Regions from separate parts of the Homo sapiens genome. Here region 2 is linked to region 1. Evidence: chromatin contacts called from ENCODE Hi-C or POLR2A ChIA-PET data. All regions are on one chromosome and are shown on one strand. The core of a region is the stretch at or near the end of the contact, and the rest is flanking DNA. Distances in the headings are between cores, read along the strand shown. Region 1 holds the start of HDAC1 (histone deacetylase 1). Region 2 holds the start of FAM229A (family with sequence similarity 229 member A).

Evidence for each region. Hi-C counts contacts between places; a loop is a spot of excess contacts on that map. ChIA-PET counts read pairs that join two places held with the same protein, here RNA polymerase II (POLR2A). Pooled maps may share reads with other maps.
Region 2: a pooled map shows a loop between it and region 1 (2.3-fold over the local background). The contact joins the promoter of FAM229A here to the promoter of HDAC1 in region 1. A Hi-C loop is called at or near these places in 10 of 168 maps with a recorded cell type or tissue (B cell, CD4-positive, alpha-beta T cell, CD4-positive, alpha-beta memory T cell and 6 more), 2 of 37 single-sample maps with no recorded cell type and 22 of 50 pooled maps. POLR2A ChIA-PET finds 5 or more read pairs at or near these places in 15 of 52 experiments (CD4-positive, alpha-beta T cell, CD4-positive, alpha-beta memory T cell, HepG2 and 11 more).

What each region holds. Positions count from the first base shown.
Region 1 is chr1:32,289,936-32,294,144 of GRCh38, reverse strand. HDAC1 (histone deacetylase 1) reads right to left here and starts at 2,062. Exons shown (of 14, transcript NM_004964.3): 1 at 1,927-2,062. The coding sequence starts at 1,975. RefSeq lists enhancers at 623-1,197, 1,269-1,328 and a silencer at 1,939-2,348.
Region 2 is chr1:32,360,607-32,364,815 of GRCh38, reverse strand. It overlaps FAM229A (family with sequence similarity 229 member A), which reads left to right and starts at 2,331. Exons shown (of 3, transcript NM_001167676.2): 1 at 2,331-2,858; 2 at 2,940-3,086; 3 at 3,281-3,546. The coding sequence starts at 2,725. The coding sequence ends at 3,383. It overlaps TSSK3 (testis specific serine kinase 3), which reads right to left and starts at 2,277. Exons shown (of 2, transcript NM_052841.4): 1 at 1,970-2,277; 2 at 504-1,221. The coding sequence starts at 2,114. The coding sequence ends at 560. It overlaps LOC124903933 (a long non-coding RNA gene), which reads right to left. Exons shown (of 3, transcript XR_007065642.1): 3 at 3,488-4,209. It overlaps BSDC1 (BSD domain containing 1), which reads left to right. Exons shown (of 11, transcript NM_018045.8): 11 at 1-183. RefSeq lists silencers at 2,400-2,599, 2,750-3,049.

The DNA of each region.
Region 1 (4,209 bases), core at 813-3,312:
TGCCCACACCAGGAACTTGGGATCCATGCCTTCTTCCTTACCCCTACAATCTGAATTTTTTTGTTTTTTTTTTTTTTGAGACGAAGTCTCGCTCTGTTGCCCAGGACGGAGTGCAGTGGTGAGATCTCAGCCCACTGCAACCTCTGCCTCCCAGGTTCAAACAACTCTCGCACCTCAGCCTCCTGAGTAGCTGGGACTACAGGCATGTGCCACCACACCTCGCTAATTTTTTTTTTTTTTTTTGAGATGGAGTCTCACCCTGTTGCCCAGGCTGGAGTGCAGCGGTGCAATCTTGGCTCACTGCAACCTCTGCCTCCTGGGTTCAAGCGACTCTCCTGCCTCAGCCTCCTGAGTAGCTGGGATTACAGGTGCGCACCACCACACCCGGGTAATTTTTGTATTTTTAGTAGAGACAGGGTTTCACCATGTTGGTCAGGCTGGTCTTGAACTCCTGACCTCATGATCCGCCCGCCTCAGCCTCCCAAAGTGCCGGGATTACAGGCGTGAGCCACCGTGCCCAGCCTAAATTTTGTATTTTTAGTAGAGATGGGGTTTCACCGTGTTGGCCAGGCTGGTCCTGAACTCCTGGCCCCGAGTGATCTGCCTGCCTCAGCCTCCCAAAGTACTGGGATTAGAGAGGTGTGAGCCACTGCACCTGGCCCCCATTACTTTAATTTCTAAGGTATAAACCTGATGATGTCAATAACCTGCATAAAACTTGAATCACTCACAAGTGCCCTCAATAAAGTCCAACTTCCTTGGGACAGCATGCCCAGCCCTTCATGGTCCGGTCCCTATTTACATCTTTTTTTTTTTTTTTTTTTAAGACAGAGCCTCGCTCTGTTGTCCAAGCTGGAGTGCAGTGGCACGATCTCAGCTCACTGCAACCTCTGCCTCCCGGGTTCTAAGGGATTCTCCTGCCTTAGGCTCCAGAGTAGCTGGGATTACAGGCGCACACCACCATGCGCGGCTAATTTTGTATTTTTAGTAGAGACGGGGTTTCACCATGTTGGCCAGGCTGGTCTCGAACTCCTGACCTCAGGTGATCCACCAGCCTCGGCCTCCCAAAGTGCTGGGATTACAGGCGTGAGCCACCACGCCCGGCCAAATGCCTGTTTTTCAAAGGTCCTGTCCTCTCTCTTGCCTCTGAAACTTGCTGTTATCTTTGCCTTCCCTGTGCCTGGCTAAGAACTCCTGTTCTTCAGGTCCTAACTAAGATGTCCCCTCCTTCGCTGACTCCTCAGGTGGAGTTCGGTGCCTCTTCTCTGTGCTCCCCTAACACTCTGAGCTCTGACACGGAGAGAACTTCGGTCACTGGGAAGGGTGACCCGATCAACCCCACGGCCCCAGCCCCTCAACACTTCCTCGAACACAGTAACCTGCTTGAGAGATTAAGTGAGAAGTCTGTTTTAACAGGTTGCATCCTTCTCCTTGCAACCCCTGGCGCCCCACGTCGCAGTAGCAACCGCAGGCCCCGCTCAGAGGCTGGGGGAGGGGAGGCGGGCAACCAGTCGTGCAGGACTCTTCCCCCAGAAAAGATGAGGAAGGGACGGGGCAGGGAAGAGCTTTGGGTTCTCGGCAAGAAAATGTATCCTTGCAGCCGTCTCCATCAGATTCAGCCTCCCCGCTCCGACGCACCCTCCCCTCTAGGAGTCCCACTCAAACTCTCCACATCAGACTTCCTCAGAATCTTCCCATCAAGATTACCTCACGCTTCCCCCACGCGATCCCCTCTTGGTCTCAGCCTCGATCTCCCTTCCTCGCAGCCTCCTCCCTCAGCCTCGACTTCCCCCTCGCAGCCTCCTCTCCGAGCCTCTCCCCAGCGCCTCAGCCTCCCGCAGCCTCCCATCGGCGCTCCAGCCTCAGCCTCCAGGTTCCCGGTCCGGCCCGGCCTGGCCCCGCCCCCGCCGCGAGGACGGTGCTCACCGTCGTAGTAGTAACAGACTTTCCTCCGGGTGCCCTGCGTCTGCGCCATCTTGCTCGCCTCCCGTCCCTACCGTCAGTCGGTCCGTCCGCCCTCCCGCCCGCGGCTCCGCTCAGCGTCCGACCCAGGGGGGAGGGGGCGGGCCTCCGGCCCGCCCCGCCCGTCCCCTCCTGGGCTCACCTATAGCCGCGCAGCCCGGGCACCGCTCCAGCCAATCAGCTTGCGCAGACACGGGCCCGGAACTCGGCAGGGGGCAAGGGCAGCCCGGAGAGGCCGCCGAGGGCCCCCTGGGCCTGTACCAAGGTCTGCGACAGATGGGTGGGGAGCCGCCCGGGGACCGTACCATCAGTCCCGGGGGAGGAAAGCAGCTCTGTAAACTTAACAGTCCCACTTCGTCGTGAAAAGCGTGCTTGGAGATCGGAGGCCAACTTTCTGATTTTACGGAGAATAAACCGAGGCCTACAGGGGAAAAGTGACTTGCACAAGGTCACTCAGCCAATAAAAGGGCTGAACCTGGGTTAGAAAGCGAGTTTGTGGCCGCAAAGGAGGGCTACAGAAAAATAATTAAAAAGAAAAGCAACACGCGGGTTTGGAGAGGAAGAAACCGACAAGAAAGGGAAAGAAAGCTAATGTTTGTCGAGGGGCTGCTGTGTGCCAAGTACTGTGCGACACTTTACCAATGTTATTTCAGTTTTTCCTCAAAACAGCTCTCGGCCAAGGGCTTTTTACCTCCATTTTACAGGACAGGATAAAGAAGTTCAGACTTCTGTGAATTATTCAAAGTTACACAAAGTAATTAAATTCAATTTTTTAATTGTACAGGGTTTTTAAAATGCTTTCTTTGCACCAGAGGCACTGTAACAAAGTGACAGAACCCAGCCTTTCAGACTCCAAAATCTACCTCCCTGATGCAGTCACCCAGGATGACTAAGTAGGCGTCTCTTTAGACAGGAGGAAATGGGATTATCCTATGATAGGAGGGCAGGTTTCCTTTCTTTTCTTTCCCTGTTTTTTTTTTTTTTTTTTTTTTTGAGACAAGAGTTTCGCTCTAGTTGCCCAGGCTGGAGTGCAATGGTGTGATCTCGGCTCACCACAATCTCTGCCTCTGTGTTCAAGCGGTTCTCCTGCCTCAGCCTCCCGAGTAGCTGGGATTACAAGCATGTGCCACCATGCCCGGCTAATTTTGTATTTTTGGTAGAGACTGGGTTTCTCCGTGTTGGTCCAGGTGGTCTCGAACTCCTGACCTCAGGATCCGCCCACCTCGGCCTCCCAATATGCTGAGATTACGGGCGTGAGCCACAGCGCCCGGCCTAGGAGGGCAGGTTTCTCAGCCTGGTAGCTAATGACATTTTGGGCCAGGTAATGCTTTTTTGTAGGAAGCTATTCTGTGCATTAACAGCTTCTGTGAAGCTGTTCTGTGCCTGGGCAACTAGAGTGAAACTCTTGTCTCAAAAAAAAAAAAAATTAAGCAGCATCCTTAGCCTCTACCCACTAGATGCCAGTAGCACCTTCCCCCCAGGCTGTGACAACCAAAATTGTCTCTAGACATTGCCAAGTACTGTGCAATAGCTTTACCATTGGGTTGGGGGGAAGATTAGTGGGGTGTAAGGGAGTGTAAAATTGCCCCCAACTCTACCATTAAGAACCACTCCACCAGATCATCAATTATCAACTGATCATCACTGAAAGCTGAAAGACCTAAAAGTGCAATGCTGGGCTATTAAAATAACTACAATAATGTCAATATTTAATGAGTGCTTCCTGTGTGCCAAACATTGCTCTAAGTTAGCCGCCAACTTGTGGTCCTACAGTCAACAAGAGGCTGGGCACAGTGGCTCACGCCTGTAATCCCAGCACTTTGGGAGGCCAAGATGGGTGGATCACTTGAGCTCAGGAGTTCGAGACCAGCCTGGGCAACATGGCAAAACCCCATCTCTACAAAAAATAGAAAAATTACCCAGGTGTGGGGGCGCGCTCCTGTAGTTCCAGCTACTCAGGAGGCTGAGGTGGGATGATGGCTTGAGCCCAGGAGACAGATGTTGCAGTGAGCCAAGATCATGTCACCACACTCCAGCCTGGGCAATAGAGCCAGGCCTTGTCTCAAACAAAAGAAAACAACAAGATACATCTTTATGCCTCTTTAAAGAGTGTTTGGGACTTGTGTTTCTCACTCAGAAACTGCATTTGAGTCATTAATTATAAGGTAACAGAAAATCTAAGACTGGGTGGCTTATAATAGAAACAGCAAAGGGCCAGGGAACAAATTCTACTCCCAGTTCTCTGTT
Region 2 (4,209 bases), core at 1,082-3,581, 70 kb before region 1:
TTTTATCCTCTCTTCCCCCTGTTTGTATATGATTCTTGGGTCTATTTTAATTAACTTTAGTATGAAAATCACTTGTCATGCCAGGCGCAGTGGCTCATGCCTGTAATCCCAACATTTTGGGAGGCCAAGGTGGGTGGATCACTAAGGTCAGGAGTTCCAGACCAGCCTGGCCAACATGGTGAAACCCCATCTCTACTAAAAATACAGAAATAGCCAGGCGTGGTGGGAGGTGCCTGTAATCCCAGCTACTGGGGAGGCTGAGGCAGGAGAATCGCTTGAACCTGGGAAGCAGAGTTGCAGTGAACTGGAATCGTGCCACTGCATTCCAGCCTGGGCGACAGAGCAAGACTCTTAAAAAAAAAAAAGGAAGTCTGAATGAGGCCCTTTGATTCCATGAAGATCTCTAAAAGGAAAGAGTAGTAGTAAGGCTGGGGTAGATGTAGGTAAGTTTTAGGATAAGTAAACTTAAAGCGTAAAATATATATCACCATTTTAGAAGCGGGTTTTTGGGTTTGCTTTCTCCCCCTACTTTATTGGAGAGCACTTGCCATTGCTTTTATCAAGTGCTTGCTAGCCATGGATGCCAACTAACTTCTTCAATTGAAGGCCGGAGGATCATATCGGGTTCCAGGAGCCTCTTGAGCAGGTCCTGGCAATCGGCCGAGATGCTCAGATGAGTGGGGAAGGACACCCCCTTCTGCTGCTGCCACAGCATCTTGGGGATGTCTGTGTCGTCAAAAGGTAGGCTGGCACAGAGCATGACATACAGGACCACACCCATGCTCCAGACATCACCTTTTTTGCTATCGTGGGGAATGCCCTGCAGCACCTCGGGGGCAGCATAGGCTGTACTGCCGCAGAAGGTCTGGCTCAGCTCCCGGTGTGACTTGGGCAACACCTTGGCAAAGCCAAAGTCAGTCAGCTTCAGGTTGAAGCCCTGCAACAAGGCGTTCTCACATTTGAGGTCCCGGTGGGCCACACCACAGCCATGGCAGTAGCGGATGGCCTCAACCATCTGACGGAAGAGGGCCTTGGCCCGGCTTTCAGGCAGTGGCCCCCCATTCAGCACGCAGTCAAAGACATCCCCTCCCTCAGCGAGCTCCATCACCAGGCAGATTTTCCCGTCGGCAGACTCCAGCATCTCATACACCTGGATGATGTTCTTGTGGTCCAGGGTACGGACGATTTGGAGCTCCCGAGGGAGGAATCTCTGGATAAACTCTGAGGAAGTAAGGGGAGGAGAGATGGGCTGGCAGATCAGAAAGGCCCACCTCCTCACACCTGTCTCCTGCCTTCCAACTTCTGCCCACCTTGTCTGGGTCTTATTTCTTGGCTTTCTTAATGGTCTTAAGTGTGTCTAGCTGCTTGGACATTGCAAAGAATGTTCACTTCTATTATTTTTGTCGTTAGTATATCATTCAAAAGAAGCACTCCCCACCAGCCTTGTGGACTGTTGTGAGCAGTCTGTGAGACTGGATATCAAGGTGCTTTAGGGACTTTTAGACAAAGCCACAGAATCACAAATTATAAGGCCTGATTTGTCCACAGGGTGGTGAGCCAGCTCCTCCCGCCACTGTCCCCTGACCCCACAATTCTTTCCATGAGCCCTGTCTTCCTTTTTCCCATCTCCACGGGCCTTGGCACCAGCCCCTGTTCTCTACCAGCCCTGGTTGTGGCCTCTGCCAGTCTCTGTTCCCCTGCCGGAAAGGAAAGCCTGGCTCAGGTTTTGCCTCTGAGGATCCTTCACCTCATGCCACTTTCATCTTGCATTCTGGGGGGGTGTAATGTTCCTGGACTCCCAGAACCCCTCTGTTCCCCACTGACCCACTCCAGAGCTGCCATCGGGCTTGCTTGGTTCCAGGCCAGCGGGAGCAGGGAATGATCGAATGATCGTTCTAACAAACAGGAGGAAGCACCCACCCACCTCAGCCAGTCCTCCCTCCTTCCCTCCAAAGGGGCCCCGGCTCACCTTCTGGCCCTCCCATCTTGTCTATAACTTTAATTGCCACTTTTCTTTGGTGTTTTTTGGAAAATGCTTCTTTGACTTTTGAGTAGGTCCCTTCCCCAATGGTCTTGCCCAGCTGGTACCCATTGGAGAGCAGAAAGTCCTCCATGCTGTCTAGCGCCGCCTTCCTATCACCCTCTCAGCTCATGCTGCCTCTGAGAGGCAGCTCTACTCCACCATCGCCCTTGGCCTGCTCCTTTTCTCCCCAAGGACTTCATCCGCAGCCGCCCCCAGCGTTAGAACATTCTCTGTCTGGACACAGCGGCGGGTGGTGGGGAGGGACAGGGCCAGACATTTTTAAACTCCGGTGCAATTGTGATGTAGATGCTGTGTGACCCTTGGCCAAAATGGGCAGTGCCCCTACCTGCCCTCACTACCACCACCAAACTCAGCCCGGATTAAGTCACCGCCGAGCCCGCCCCCGTGCCAGGCATTGAGTTGTAGTCCCGCCTGGGAGGGCGCTCCGCCGCGTCTGTGTGGACCGGGAATGCGCGGCTCCTCGGCGTGGACGCCGCCTCGCGGCGGGTTGCCCTGGCCTGCTGCGCCCCCCTCGGGTGTCCGGGGTCTGCGCGACCCCGTCTCCAGGCGCCATGGCCAGAGGCCTCCAGTCCCCGATTCTGGCCCGCGCTGAGTGCCAGGGGCGGCAGGGGGCACCGTTGGGGGTTCTCCAGTGGGAGGAACGTGCTCTGTGAGGTCAGCGCGCCGCGGCCCGGGTCACAATGCTGCCCTCCTCGACGCCCGGGCCCGGGCACGCCACAGAGACCTGCCCGGCTCCGCCTGGACCGGAGCGTTCTCCCGCGGCCAGGGCTCCGGCAGCTGCTTCTAGCCTGGGACCGGTCTCAACCGCCGGGAGGTGAGCGACGGCCCAGGGGGCGGGCGCGAGGCGGCGGCGCCCGGCGACCCGGGAGAGGCCTGACCGCCACTCCCCGCGCAGAGCGCCCCGGGGCTTGGACATGAGCGCCCAGGAGCCCCCGCAGGGTCGGAGATTCCCCATTGAGGCCGGAGACTCCCGTGGCCTTGCCGCCGCCCCCGAGTCCCAGGACAGCCCGGAGGCGGTAGCGACGGAGCACAACCCGGTCAGGTAAGGCCCGCGCCCCACCCCCGCCTCCGCCCGTCCCGCGGCCCCGCCCTCCGTCCCACTTGGCGCCCCCAGCAGTCAGGACCCCGCATCCACGTCCGGACCCCCGGGGACCCCAGGTGCACTCCCTGGGTGCGCCCCACAGGATGGGCCAAGCCCCTGCCTCAGCGGCCCCTGTCGCGCGTCAATTTCCCCAGGCCGCTTCGTCGCTGCCCTGGATGCCACTGCCTGACGCTGCTGCACGTGCCCATCGACGTCTACCTCGCCATGGGCGGGAGCCCCCGGGCCCGCGCCACGTGAGTGCGCCTGCTCCCTGCGGCTCCGCGGGAGCTGGGCGGGAACGAGGCCCCCAGCGGGCCACCACGCTGAGGTCGCATGCGCCGAGCACGAGACAATGATGCACATTTTAAAATAAAAGAATGATGCACATTTTAATAAAGCACAGCACAAACTGTTCTTTCCACTCCGGGCTGGCAGTGTATGTCTATCCGTCGGGCCCACCAGCTGCTCTGCCCAGTCCAATAACACTTTCCCTTCCGCAGCCTCCTCGTTTGGACCCAGCCTTAGGGGCCCGCCCTTCCGCCTTTCAACCTACGCCACTTCACTCCTCTCGTATCTTGCTGGTCCTGACCCCTCCTGGGCAGCCTTTCCCTTGGGCCCTGCCCTGGTCCATCTCTCTAACCCTCTGGTGATTCTCCGGTGAAATTCACATCACTGTGCTGGACCCTGGCAACCCACAGAAGCGGGGAACAGGAGGAAGAGGTGGACCGACAAGTAACATAGAATACAGCCATAGGCCACCCACACCAGGCTATCTATCTATCTTATCTATCTATCATCTATCTATCTATCTATCTATCTATCTATCTATCTATCTATCTATCTATGAGATGGAGTCTCGCTCTGTTTCCCAGGCTGGACTGCAGTGGCATGATCTCTGTTCACTGCAACCTCTGCCTCCCAGGTTCAAACAATTCTCCTGCCTCAGCCTCCCAAGTAGCTGGGACTACAGGCACCCGACCAGACCCATTTTAATCCTCTCGAGCGAGAAGTTCTGCGACAAAGTTCTGCGACTTGCTCTTTGTGGCCCTAGGTGCCTGGGACCTTCCTTATTGGAAGGGTTTGG